2 separate regions of the Homo sapiens genome follow, and region 2 is linked to region 1. The links are chromatin contacts, found by Hi-C in ENCODE. All regions are on one chromosome and are shown on one strand. The core of a region is the stretch at or near the end of the contact, and the rest is flanking DNA. Distances in the headings are between cores, read along the strand shown. Region 1 holds the start of XK (X-linked Kx blood group antigen, Kell and VPS13A binding protein). Region 2 has its middle 35 kb from the start of CYBB.

Region 1 (6,996 bases), core at 4,400-6,899:
AACATTAGGAATTGTTCTGTCTGAGCAGTCAAATGAGAGCTTTTATTTTCCTCATTGTGCAAATCTGTTTTCTGCTCTTCTGTCATTTCAAAAAATGTTTTACTTGCATAATAAAATCAAGCTTAGAGTTTTGAAAGACTAAAACATACAAATTAAATACCAGCATATGCTAAGAACTGAATGAACGAAATGAGGGTTCAGAGGAGAAAGTAATTTTCTTGATGCGAAGGAAGGGGCTATATGAAACTGGAAGCTTTCTGCAGAATTGTAGACAAAGTAAAACTTCCATGATCAGTTGATGGAAATGAAAGAAGGTCCTAAAGCTCAGGCGGAACCTCTTGTAAGCCACTGTTTTTTCCCAGGTGATACATTTGTATTAGCATAGAGTTTTACATGTAGTCATAGGTGTTTAATACATTTGTAAAAGGCCCCAAGACCTCCTGCCACTGTTGGTTAGGAAAACTGATAAGAAACAAACTACTATTCTTGGAATTCTGCAAGACTCATCTAATTACTCAAAATCTGTTCTTATTTTTTGGTTTTTTATTTGTTTGTTGCTTGAGAGGTCTAAATAAAGCCAGAAATTAGATACTTTTATCAAAACTGAATACTCAAGGTAGTTTTTCAGTATCATCTACACCAAGGGACAGCAAATTTTCTGTGAAGTATTTATAAAAAAGTAAATATTTTATGATTCACACGCCATGGTCTCTGTTGCAACTGCTCAAGTCTGTCTCTGCAATGTGAAAGCAGTTGTAGCCAGTACATAAACCAGTGAGCAACGCTGTGTTCCAATAAGACTTTACCTACTAAAACAGGTGATGGGGGTATTAGGCCTGTGGGGTACAGTTTGCTAACCCCAATGTAGATAATCAGTAGGTTGATCCTTATTTTTTACTTTATCCCATTTTCAAGCATCATATATCCCACTTTTCAAGTATCATAGCAGAAGGAGCTTATTCCTTAGCTGAAATCATGCATGCTGATGTGAGCATAAATAATCTGTGGTACCAGAGACCCTAATTAAAATACTTTTTCCAAAGAAATACTATAATTTCCAATAAGCCACATTATCTTCACATGACACACATGCTCTGTAAGCCTACACAAAACCCAAATTGGTTAAATAGAAAATGCTGCAAAACCTTTGAAAAGCCACTTGCTTAATCTCACTGAACCTCAATTCCTGGACTGTAAAAATAAGATAATGACAGTTAACTCACAGGGTTTTACCATGGATGAAATTAAATACTGTATGTAAAAGCACCTTGCAAATGAAAAAAAAATTCTCTTCAAATGTAGACTATTAATATTTTAAATTCTTTATAAAGTTTAATATAGAAAGATATACTATGGTGAATCATTTTGCAATGTTCTGGAAAGGTTTCGGGAACTTCTTAGCCTTTATTTTATAAGCTCAGATTTTTCATGTACCATTTTTTCCTCACTATACCAGTAATAAAAAAGAAATGAGGGGAATTCCTTGAAATTGTAACTCATTTATATTTATTCCTCCCAATTAATTTATAAAAATTAGCATAAATGTAAAAGAATGATAAACAGAATTTTTAAAATGTTTTTGTGTTTTAGGTAAGAGATCTTTTCCCTGCTCTGGTTTGCTAGAGTATCTATTATAATGCGCAATAAGATTTTCCTTAAAATTATAAATAAATTCAAGGCATTATCCAAAGTTCGTATCATTCAAACTCAGGCTTAATGTGAAAACAATCATAAAAACTGTAACTACCATTTTAAATACAAGACTGATACAAATGAAATATGGTGCTCTCCCTATGCCTCCCTAAAGGAAAGAAGGAGCAAAGCCTAGTTAGTAGTATTTAGTCCAGAATCATTAGTGTAATGTATTGCAGTTTAACTGGGCCATCGTGCTGCATGAACTCAAACGCAGCATCTACCTAGCAAAAACACGAGTTTGGCTAGTACTCATCCAAAGGCAAGAAGAGTTAAACTGTCAAAAAACAATTTAGAAATATTATTAAATCCAATCCATAAGGAAGGGGGTAAGAATCACCATGCCTCTCCTTTGTTTGAGGGAAATAATTTTTATCTTTATGTAAAGCTGATGTCTTAGAGTTAAAACAGAATCAAACAGTCAGCAGGAAGAAATTCCAGTAAGATATTAAGTCAGGCTAATACACAAGAACAAACTGCTTTTCTTTTAATCTGGAAGCTAAGAGACTTGGAACCACATTTTGTATCTCAGCTCTAAGGTCATGGGTCCAATAACTCCTTGAAATAAATCAGCTGCATTAGAATCAGTGACTCCTTGTTGATGGAAGGGGTTTGCCTGTTGTTTTGTTTTTTATCTTTTATTTTGTTTTTGCTCCAAGAAGACAATGGCCCATTCAGAACTTTCTGGAAATAGGTCTTTTTATAGTGTTGAAACTTTATATATAGCTGAGAAGTTATCTCTTCAAAGCACCAAAAGTTTTCTTTCCTTAATAAAGTTAAAATATTTTTATGGTAAAAACTGAAAAATATAGAAAAGTAGATAATTGTTTTATTATATAGTTTTATATATTTTCCAGGATATTATCACTCATAACCCCACTATTCAGAAATTATTATTCTTAACATCTTGGTATGTTTCCTTGAGTTCAGGTTTATACTTGTCATCCTGTTTTTATATATATTATGTCATTAGCTTTGTCTTGGGTTACTCTTCGTGTTTAGAAACACTTTAAATGGCAGCAATGATAGGGTATTATCATTTATTGGATTGCCAAGATGACCAAACTTTTTCTTAATTTAAAATGGAACTACTAATAGAATGTACTACACAGTCCTCTGCTTTCTTCCACTGAGCATAGGGAATATAATTAGCTCTTTTTAAGGAGGCTTGAGAACATAGTCTGAGGCCTCATTTTCTTCACCTACAAAATGGGGACAATTACGTCTATGTCATGGTGAGGATTCAATGAATTGAGGCATGTAAGTACATATCAAACCATCTAGCACAAGAAGCTTTTGAGAAATGTCAGTTCCCCTTTTTCCTGTTACTCCACTTAAACATTATCTGTTTTCTTCTCACAGATAATGTTAAGAAATGATAAGGCCGGGCACGGTGGCTCACGCTTGTGGTCCCAGCACTTTGGGAGGCCGAGGCAGGCGGATCACGAGGTCAAGAGATTGAGACCATCCTGGCTGGCACGGTGAAACCCCGTCTCTACTAAAAATACAAAAAAATAAAATTAGCCGGGCGTGGTGGCGGGCGCCTGTAGTCCCAGCTACTCAGGAGGCTGAGGCAGAAGAATGGCGTGAACCTGGGAAGCGGAGCTTGCAGTGAGCTGAGATCGCGCCACTGCACTCCAGCCTGGGCGACAGAGCAAGACTCCGTCTCAAAAAAAAAAAAAAAAAAAGAAAGAAAGAAAGAAAGAAAGAAAGAAAGAAATGATAAGTGCCCTGCCCAAAGTCAGATCACACTTATTTTACTGAGCAAGAATACAGTCCAGACCACAGGGCTTACCTGGCTAGGAAGGACTAACTCTCTCCTCACTAAATGGCTCCAGGTTGCAGGACTTTTAAAATTCCCCTCCCTCCCTTTCTTTTTCCCCAGACTCTTCCCCAGCTATCAAGAAGTCAGCAGCAACCTCCCACTCCTGCCAGTGTACCTGTTTATTTTCCTTTCTAGGATTCTGCAGCTTCTGGAGGCTGAGAAATTTGTTCACCAAGTTTGCTGTGACTGTGTGCAAACTACAAGTCAGTAGTTTGTGTGTCAGCTGGAACAGTTTTCTTTAATATGAGGTGCAAAAATTTTATGGCCAGGCGTGGTAGCTCATGCCTGTAATTCCAGCACTTTGGGAGGCCTGGGCAGGAGGATCATTTCAGCTCAGGAGTTCCAGACCATACTGGGCAACATAGAGAGAACTTTAGGAGGCCCAGACAGGAGGATCACTGGAACTCAAGAGCTCGAGACCAGCCTGGGCAACATAGGGAGACTCTGTCTCTACAAAAAATACAAAAAAAAAGAAAGAAAAAAGAAAATTAGCCAGGCATGATGGCGCTTGCCTGCAGTCCTAGCTACTCTGGAGACTGAGGCAGGAGTATCACTTGTGCCCAGGAGGTGGAGGATGCAATGAGCTATGATCTTGCTACTGCACTCCAGCCTGGCTGATAAAGCAAGACCTTGTCTCAAAAAAAAAAAAATTATAACTTTGTAAAATTTATCTTGCTCCTCAATGTGTGTGTGTGCGTGTGTGTGTGTGTGTGTGTGTGTGTGTGTGTAAGAGAGAGAGAGAAAGAGAGAGAGAGAGAGAGAGATTTCCTGGTAGGGCTAGCTGAATTTTCTGGCAGCTGAGGTGTCTCTCTGGCCTTTCCATCTCTTCAAATTCCTCTGTCGCCTATGTCTAAAATTCAGTATTATAAACTTATTTCTAATCCAAATGGACGGCCTTTGTTTTGCTTTTCCTATAGTGATGAAAGGTACTAAAACAACACATTTTAAACTCCTTAGATAAGCCAGTCTGTTTTATTACCATGTATTTCTACTTGCTTTGTGTTAATAAAAATTAATTTCCAGAAATGTCACCAACAGTTTTTCTTTACTTAACACACAGCAAGTTTTGTTTTCATGGTGCATTGTGCACCAGCTTTAATGGCTACGTTTATAAGTTTGCCAGGGCCGGAAGACATTTCTAGAACCCCATATGTTTCCATATCCCATAATATTCGTAACGCCACCAAGAGAAAAGAATGGTGCATGGATTTCTTGACTTCCCTATGAGAATTAAATACTGTTAAAGCTTTTAGAACAGTGCTTGGCACACAGTAAGCTCCATGTGTTTGATAAATTAAAATTAAATCACCTGTACATGCTGTCCCCGTAACCACAGCTTAGAACACACTTCCCAAGGGTTTGTGACAACACAAGCCAATCCTGTCAGAGCCTACTTGACCCCAGAGAAACCAATGTCTTTAATGAGGTTGAACCACAAGAAACTGCCATTTTTGTTGGTCAATTTCAGTTGAATGTTGGCTATTTCATTTGACGGAACCTAACAGGAATTCAGTGTGCCCCAACTTTATAACCATTATGCCATGATTCGTCGCGTTCCTGACTGGAATAATGGGGCTGAGGGGCATGGCGGACCGGCTTGGGGCTCAGCCACCTGTCTCCACAGGAAAACCGCCTCCCTCCACTCGAGCAGGTGGGGAGATCAGGCTACAGGACCGAGGCTGCGGCCTGGGGCTGGCTCTGGGCTTCTGCACGCACCTGAAAAGGGGCCCAAGTTGCAGCAGGTGCAGCAGCAGTACGAGCGGGCGGTCGCGGCTGAGGTCGCGGTGTACGAAGAGAAGCGTGAGCTGCACGAGCGCGCAAGGCAGTAGCGAGAAAAGCAACGTCAGCGCCTGCCACATGCGGTCCCCGCCCGAGCGGTAGGTGCTGCTCAGGCTGAGCGCCGCCGTTGTCTCGGCCACGAACAGGAACACGGACGCCAGCACCGAGGCCGGGAATTTCATCTCCGCGCGTCAGCGGCGCTCACCGGGGACGGACGCAGTGGCGGCGGCTGTGTGGCTGTGGCGGCGGCGGCCGTTGCCCGAGGGGCTCCCAGCATGCCCAGCCCCAAACCGCTCCCGCGCTCTGCGCAGCCCGCCGAGGGCACGCGGGCCCGGCCGACCGGCCTGGGCTCTGGAACTGGACCTGGTGGGGGCGGCCGACCTGGCTGGGGTGGGGTGGGGTGGGGCGAGCTGCGCAGCCCCGCCGGGACACGCCCACGCGCTCCGTGCGCCGCCTGCTCGCTCGCTCGCCAGTGCCGGCTGCGTCTCTGTGGTGACCGTCCCCTGGCGGGCCGCGAACCCGCGCCCTACGACGGCTCAGGCCATGGAGCGGGAGCTCAAAAGGATGCAGTTCGCCCTGCGGGCGTCGCGCGCAGCCTCTGGGTCCTAGAGTCCCTTGGGTCCTATCTTGGGAAACCGTTCACATCCCTTTGAAAAACTGCAACCACCCGGGCCCAGAATTGGAGTCCGGGCGCCTTTCTAGCCCAGTCTATTTTCTGGGCCGAGGAAACGCGTGATTCTTCAAAGGGCCAGCATTTCTGGCCTTTTAAAAATAACCAGACCACACAGAGGCTTTTCAAAGTGCAAGTATATTGTCATGCACCCACCACCAAGTGGGAAAAGATTTCACTTTTCACTGTGCCATGTGAGCATGTCCCTTTGTCTTCCAAATACAGTGGTCTGAAGCATTGCTTCCAGTGGTGAAAAGGCGTCAAAGATCGTCTCTAGGAACCTGTCCTTACCTCCCAGAAAAACTGCCTACAAAATATATTCCTCTGTAACTGTAAGTAATTCAGGGCAAAGATCAGGGCCTAATAAGGAAGTAGTTTTTTTTATTCCAAGACAGACCTCTGCTTATTGGTGTGCCAATACCAAGACTAACACAACTCCTTTTAGCCCATTGAACTTTCCACCATCTTCTTGATATCAGGATGTACTCAGTCCACCCCCGTCCCTCAGACCTCGATCAAGTCACTAAATCTTTCTGAAACTCAGGTTCCATAAAGGGATTAGACTTAAATAATTATAAGATCTCTTCCCCTGTTGAAATTGGGTGATTTCAATCTTCAGGCATCTCTGGCATTTTTCTATTTAGGAAAATAATGTAAACACAAATAGAATATAAAGATTCAAAAGGAATCAAACCAAAAAAGAGGTACAGGGAGAGAATGTGGTGGGCTGTTTTTCTGTTTTTTATGTGGCATGAGAAAATCCATTTATGAGTTAAGGGGCAGATTCAGCCAGCAGCTGAGAGGTAGCAGGCCCTTTCCCTAAAAGGATTACTAATGTCTATTTATAGAACCCAGAAGGCCACCATGTCCTGGGCCAAGATACATACACTGCCACAAATACAGAATCAGCAGCAACACTCCACAGAGTATTTGTGTAATGTTTTACTTGACATCATGGTTAGCTTTAAAGGAAAAATTGGTAGCTTAGAATTATTAATCAGGACACTGAATATTTAGCATTAGATTTTAT
Region 2 (7,256 bases), core at 1,287-3,786, 61 kb before region 1:
GGAATCTTCCTGAGCGTTGTCCCCTTCCTCGCATATGTCTAAGTTTGATTTATTTCAGCCTAGTTCATGATTTACCACTTCTCTATCAAAAAATTAAATGGTACCAGCTCCTCTTTGTAGCTCTGGTAGAATTTGGCTGTGAATCCAACTGGTCCTGGGCCTTTTTTGGTTGGTAGGCTATTAATTACTGCCTCAATTCCAGAACTTGTTATTGGTCTATTCAAGGATTTGACTTCTTCCTGGTTTAGTCTTGGGAGGGTGTATGTGTCTAGGAAATTATCCATTTCTTCTAGATTTTCTAGCTTATTTGTGTAGAGGTGTTTATACTATTCTCCGATGGTAGTTTGTATTTCTGTGGGGTCAGTGGTGATATCTTCTTTATCATTTTTTATTGTGTCTATTTGATTCTTCTTTCTTTTCTTCTTTATTAGTCTGGCTAGTGGTCTATCTATTTTGTTAATCTTTGCAAAAAACCAGCTCCTGGATTCATTGATTTTTTTGAAGGGTTTTTCATTCTATCTCCTTCAGTTCTGTTCTGATCTTAGTTATTTCTTGCCTTCTGCTAGCTTTTGAATTTGTTTGCTCTTGTTTCTCTAGTTCTTTTTTTTCTTTTCTTGTTTGTTTTTTTTTTTTTACTGAGTTTTGCTCTTATTGCCCAGGCTGGAGTGCAATGGCGCGATCTTGGCTCACCGCAACCTCCGCCTACAGGTTCAAGCAATTCTTCTGCCTCAGTCTCCTGAGTAGCTGGGATTACAGGCATGCGCCACCACGCCCGGCTAATTTTGTATTTTCAGTACAGACGGGGTTTCTCCATGTTGGTCAGGCTGGTCTCAAACTCCTGACCTCAGGTGATCTGCCGGCCTTGGCCTCCCAAAGTGCTGGGATTACAGGTGTGAGTCACCATGCCCAGCCCCTCTGGTTCTTTTAATTGTGATGTTAGGGTGTTGATTTTAGATCTCTCCTGCTTTCTCCTATGGGCATTTAGTGCTATAAATTCTGGAAAAATAAAAAAGGGGAACTTTCCTTTCGGTAAAGTTGAGATTTGGGTTAGCAGCAGTTTACATTTTTTTTTTTTTTTTGAGGCAGGTTCTCACTCTGTTGCACAGGCTGGAATGCAGTGGCGTGATTTCGGTTCACTGCAACCTGTCTCCAGGGTTCAAGCGATTCTTGTGCCTCAGCCTCCCACGTAGCTGGGACTACAGGCGCATGCCACCATGCCCAGCTAATTTTTGTGCTCTTTTTTTTTTGTTTTTTTTAGTAGAGACGGGGTTTCACCATGTTGCCCAGGCTGGTCTTGAACTCCTGAGCTCAAGTGATCCACCCACCTTGGCCTCCCAAAGTGCTGGGATTACAGGCATGAGCCACCACACCTGGCCAGTTTACAAACATTTTTGACCACAGCCACAGTAAGAACACATTTTATATTGTGACTCGGTGTACTCATAACTGTGTAGAATGGAAACAAAAATTCTCCCAAAGGTTACTTGACTCAACATGAGGAGTGCTGTAGGATATCTCATTTGTATTTGATTCTTGTATATTTCCTTTTTAAAAATGTTTGGTTGAGATTCACTAAATTTATATGAGGATCCATTAATAGTTTGTAACCCACAGGTGGAAGACTTCTGGAACATAAGTTACAAAAGATATAGCAACACTAGGCTAGTAGGGCCCTTCCAGAACAAGCCTTCCACAGTTTCCATGGCTACCCATTTTTCAGGTCAATGAAATTAGTGATGCAGTCAACCAAAACTATCATGGCAATCTGCCCCTCTCTTTCTTCTTCATCAGACCTGGGAATGCACCACATAATGAAAGCAACAGGAATGTGACATCTCTCGACAGTGCTCTCACAGAGAAACCAGGCCAGTTTTTGCAAGAATGGTTTGTTCATATACCTCACCCAGGCTGCAGAAGACCTGACCCCTTCCCTCACCTCAACAGCCACTCAGATGAGAATTTATTTCTTTATGGGTCCTTTGAGGAGTTGCCCTCCCCCAGGGTGTGGAGAATTACTGATGACTCAGAGACGCCAAACACCAGCTCTGAATCAGGGGACATGCCACCTCTAAGCCTCCCTTCGGGTTTCCCCACATGCCACAAGTCCACCAGGCTCCTGCAGCCCTGCTGGCGGTGTGAGGTCCCTCGCCTTAAGCCCAGCTACCCTTTGCCACTGGGCTGATTGCCTACCTGGGTACTATAGGGCCTCTTTCCCATAATGCTGGAGATGGGACCCTGAACTAAAGGACCACAGCCTTTCCAGAGCAGCAGATCGGCTGCCAAATCTGATCTGCAGAGCTATGAGTGGGGGGTGGCAAAGGGAAATTGTGGGTGTGGGTGGACATGGGGGTGATGGCGTTGCTCCACTTTTAGCAGCTGAAGGGAGAACATGTGGTGGCTTGGAGTACCTCAAAAGAGTGGGAGGTTAAGAGTAAGGTTTTGAAAGTCAGATGGTTTCAACTCAATGTTGGTTCTTCCCCTTATTGTCTGTGTGACTTTGCCGTTGACCAATTTTTTAACCTAGTCTGTGGTCTCCACTTGTGTAACTTCTACTTTTCATCTTGTTTTGAAGAATACATGTGATAATGCATATGAATCATGAATTGCCTCACATATAGCATGGGCTCATTAATAGTAGCTGCTATTATTAATGCATTGTTGTTATCATACTGGAGAAGAGAAAAAGGTGGAAAGACTTAGCCAGTGGCCCCTGGAATGCAGCTAAATGCAGGATGTAATGCCTGGGAACTGCACATATAGTGTACCCTATTACAGAAACTTGCCCTTCCTGGTTTGGCAGAGTGTGTCATGCTTGCCTGTTAGGAGGAGAAGCTTCTTGAGTAGCTGTGCTCAGAAGGACTCTGAAGCCATGGCAAGTCCCAGTGTGGTAACAGAGCCTCACACTGAGCATCTCGGCCTGTCATGGGTTTGGAGTGGTGAACATGGGCAGGCCAGCTGAGTATCTGTCTTCCCTTCCCCTTTAGGACTTAATATTTTGTGATTTAGTCATAATTTTTCAGGCTTTTCAAGATGGCTTGTTTTAAATGCATTATTTCTCATTGGGACTTTCAGGGGGTGATACGTAAGCCTCACCTACATTCCTGAAAGGCCACATTCTACAAGGCACATATTTGAGGAGGCTGTTAGGTGCATAATAGAGATGGGTCTAGCATTGGAGGGGAACAGAAGTGGTGGGAAAGAAACAACAAGTCACAGAATAAGAAATATAAAAGGGAGAAAATTAGAACACATGCAGCGTAAAACAGCAAGCTAAAACTCCTGCTGGGCCCTGATGCTAAGGCAGGGTCAATATTCTGTACCTCGATGAGCAAGCACTGCCACCTGCTGGCCAAGGGGAATGTGACTGCCAAGGGATTCCTTTGGAAATGGCATACATGCATACATCATTTTGTTGTGCTTTGAACATAATTGCATTTTTTTTTTTTTTTTTTTACAAATTGAAGGTTTGTGGCAGCTCTATCTCAATCAAGTCTATCGGCACCATTTTTCCAACAGCATGTGCTCACTTTGTGTCTCTGCTACATTTTGGTAATTCTCTGAAATGTTTTAAAGAAATGAAAAATTTCAAACTTTTTCACTATTATTGTATTTGTTATGATGATCTGTGATCAGTGATCTTTGATGTTACTATCGGAATTCTTCCACAAACCACACCCATATAAGACAGCAAATTTAATGGATAAACGTGTGTGCGTTCTGACTGTTCCACAAACTGACAGTTCCCCCATCTGTCTCCCACTCCTCAGCCCTTCCTATCCCTGAGACACAGCAATATTAAATTAGGCCAACTAATAACCCTACAGTGGCCTCTAAGTTTTCAAGTGAAAGGAAGAGTTACACATGTACACTTTCAACCAAAAGCTAGAAATGATTAAGTTTAGTGAAGAAGGCATGTTGAAAGCTGAGAGAGGCAAAAAACCAGACCTCTTGTGCCAAACAGCCAAGTTTTGAATGCAAAGGAAAAGTTCTTGAAGGAAATTAAAAGTGCCACTCCAGTCAACATAGAAATGACAAAAAGGAAAACAGCTTTATTTCTGATATGGAGAAAGTTTTAATAGTCGAGATAGAAGATCAAACCAGCCACAACATTCCCTTAAGCCAAAGCCTAATCCAGAGCAAGGCCCTAGCTCTTCAATTCTGTGAAGGATAAGAGAGGTGAGGAAGCTGCAGAAACAAAGTTGGAAGCTAGCAGAGGTTGGTTCATGAGGTTTAAAGAAAGAAGCTGTTTCCATAACATAAAAATGCAAGGTGAAGCAGCAAGTGCAGGTGGAGAAGCTGCAAAAAGTCACCCAGAAGATTCAGCTAAGATCATTGAAGAAGGTGGCTACACTAAACAACATATTTTCAATGTAGACAAACAGCCTTGTATTGGAAGAAGATGCATCTAGGACTTTCATAGCCAAAGAGGAGAAGACAATGCCTGGCTTCGAAACTTCAAAAGACACTGACTGTCTTGCTAGGGGCTAATGCTGCTGGTAACTTTAAACTGAAGACAATGCTCATTTACCATTCCAAAACTCCTAGGGCCAATATGAATTATGCCAAATGTACTCTGCCTGTGCTCTTGAAATGAAGCACATTTCTAGATGAAAGCACATCTGTGTACAACATGGTTTACTGAATAAGCCCACATAAACCTACTGTAGAGAAAAAAAATCCTTTCAAAATATTACTGCTCATTGACATTGCACCTGGTCAACCAAGAACTCTGATGGAAATGTGCATGGTGATGAATGTTGTTTTCATGTCTGCTAACATAGCATCCTTTCTGCAGCCCATGGATCAAAGAGTTGTTTAAACTTTCAAGTGTTATTATGTAAGAAATACATTTTGTAAGGCTGTAGCTGCCATACACAGTGATTAGTCTGATGGATTTAGGTAAAGGAAATTGAAAACCTTCTGAAAAAAGTTACCATTTAAGATGACATTAAGAACATTCATGATTCATGGGAGAAAGTCAGAAATATCAACATTAACAGGAATTTGGAATAAGTTAATTCTAACCCTCAGGGATAGCTTTGAAGGATACAAAACTTCAATGGAGGAAGCAACTGCAGATGTGGTAGAAATAGCAAGAGAGCTAGAATTAGAAGTGGAGTATAAAGAAGTGACTGAATTGCTGCAATTTCATTTTTTTGTTTTTAATTTTTGTAAGTATATAATAGGTGTATACATTCATGGGTCACATAAGATATTCTGATACAGGCATGCAATGCATAATAATCACATCCAGGTAAATGGGGTATTCATCACCTCAAGCATTTATCCTTTGTGTTACAAACAAATTACACTCTTCATTATTTTAAAATGTACAACTAAATTATTTTTGACTATAGTCACTTTGTGGTGCTGGCAAATACTAGGTCTTACTCATTCTTTCTAACTATGTTTTTGTACCACTTAACAATCCCCACTTCTTCCTGACCACACCCTCTCTGCCTCCAACCAATACCCTTCTCATCTTCTGGTAACCATCATTCTACTCTCCATATCCATGAGTTTAGTTGTTTTAATTTTTAGCTTTCACAAATAAGGAAGAACATGCAAAGTTTGTCTTTCTGTGGTTGGCTTATTTCACTTAACATAATGATCTCCAGTTCCACACATGTTGTTGCAAATGAGAGGATCTCATCCCTTTTTATGCCTGGATAGTACTCCAGTGCGTATATGTACCACATTTTCTTTCTTTTCTTTAAGCTGAAAGCAATGATCATTTACCATTCCAAACTCCTAGGGCCCATAAGAATTATGCCAAATCTACTCTGCCTGTGCTCCAGAAATGAAACAACAAAGCCTAGATGACAGCACATCTGCTTAGAGCATGATTTACTGAATATTTTAAGCCCACTTAAACCTACTGTAAAGAAAACTAGGTTCTCCATATTGGTTGTACCAATTTACATTCCCACCAACTGCATATGAGACTTCCCTTGTCTCCACATTCTTGCCAGCATTTGTTATTGCCTGTCTTTTGGTTAAAAGCTATTTTAGGCAGGGCATGGTGGCTCATGCCTGTAATCCCAGCACTTTGGGAGGCCGAGGCGGGCGGATCACGAGGTCAGGAGATAAAGACCATCCTGGCTAACACGGTGAAACCCCATCTCTACTAAAAATACAAAAAATTAGCCGGGAGTGGTGGCGGGCGCCTGTAGTCCCAGCTACTTGGGAGGCTGAGGCAGGAGAATGGCGTGAACCCGGGAGGCGGAGCTTGCAGTGAGCCTAGATCGGGTCACTGCACTCCAGCCTGGGCAACAGAGTGAGACTCTGTCTCAAAAAAAAAAAAAAATGCTATTTTAACTGGGGTGAGATAATATCTCATTGTAGTTTTAATTTGCATTTCTCTGATGATCAATGATGTTGAGCACCTTTTCATATGTCTGCTTGCAATTTGTATGTCTTATCTTTTGCCAAATGTTTATTAAGATCCTTTGCCCTTTTTAAAATCAGATTATAAAATTTTTTTCCTAAAGAGTTGTTTGAGCTCCTTATATATTCTGGTTACTAATCTCTTGTCAGATGGGTAGATTGTAAATATTTTCTTCCATTTTGTGGGTTGTCTCTTTACTTTGTTGATCGTTTCCTTTGCTGTGCAGAAGCTTTTTAACTTGATGAGATCCAATTTGTCCATATTTGCTTTGGTTGCCTGTGCTTGTCGGGTGTTTTTCAAGAAATCTTTGCCCACTCTAGTGTCCTGAAGAGTTTCCCCAATGTTTTCTTTTAGTAGCTTCATAGTTTGAGGTATTAGATTTAAGACTTTTATCCATTTTGATTTGATTTTTATACATAGTGAGAGATGGGAGTCTAGTTTCATTCTTCTGCACATGGATGTAGAATCATCCCAGCACCATTTATTGAAGAGGCTGTCTTTTCCTGTGTATGTTCTTGGCACCTTTGTCAAAAATGAGTTCACTGTGGGTGTGTGGATTTGTTTCTGGATTCTCTATTCTGTTCCACTGATCCATGTGTCTGTTTTTACGCCACTACTGTGCCCTTTGGGTTACTATATCTCTGCAGTGTAATTCAAAGTTAGGTGATGAGATTCCTCCGGTTTTATTTTTCCTTAGGATAGCTTTGGCTATTCTGGGTCTTTTTGTGTTCCATATAAATTTTGGACTGTTTTTTCTATTTATTTGAAGAATGTCATTGGTATTGTGATAGGGATTACATTAAATGTGTAGATTTCTTTGGGTAGTGTGGACATTTTAACAATATTGATTCTTCCAATCCATAAACAT

Evidence for each region. Hi-C counts contacts between places; a loop is a spot of excess contacts on that map. Pooled maps may share reads with other maps.
Region 2: a loop to region 1 is called in a pooled map, with 5 times the contacts of the local background. The contact joins the enhancer-like site here to the promoter of XK in region 1. A Hi-C loop is called at or near these places in 2 of 37 single-sample maps with no recorded cell type and 5 of 50 pooled maps.

Annotation. Positions count from the first base shown.
Region 1 is chrX:37,684,444-37,691,439 of GRCh38, reverse strand. It overlaps XK (X-linked Kx blood group antigen, Kell and VPS13A binding protein), which reads right to left and starts at 5,649. Exons shown (of 3, transcript NM_021083.4): 1 at 5,234-5,649. The coding sequence starts at 5,478. LANCL3 (LanC like family member 3) reads right to left here. Exons shown (of 5, transcript NM_001170331.2): 5 at 6,977-6,996. RefSeq lists enhancers at 4,837-5,346, 5,347-5,858 and a silencer at 5,528-5,907.
Region 2 is chrX:37,741,636-37,748,891 of GRCh38, reverse strand. No RefSeq gene overlaps it. Among named protein-coding and RNA genes, the nearest start is that of CYBB, 35 kb to the left of the region's middle. RefSeq lists an enhancer at 3,212-3,261. Within about 2 kb of position 2,536, at least 4 of the 41 ENCODE cell types and tissues checked have a DNase peak (open chromatin) inside an H3K27ac peak, as active enhancers do.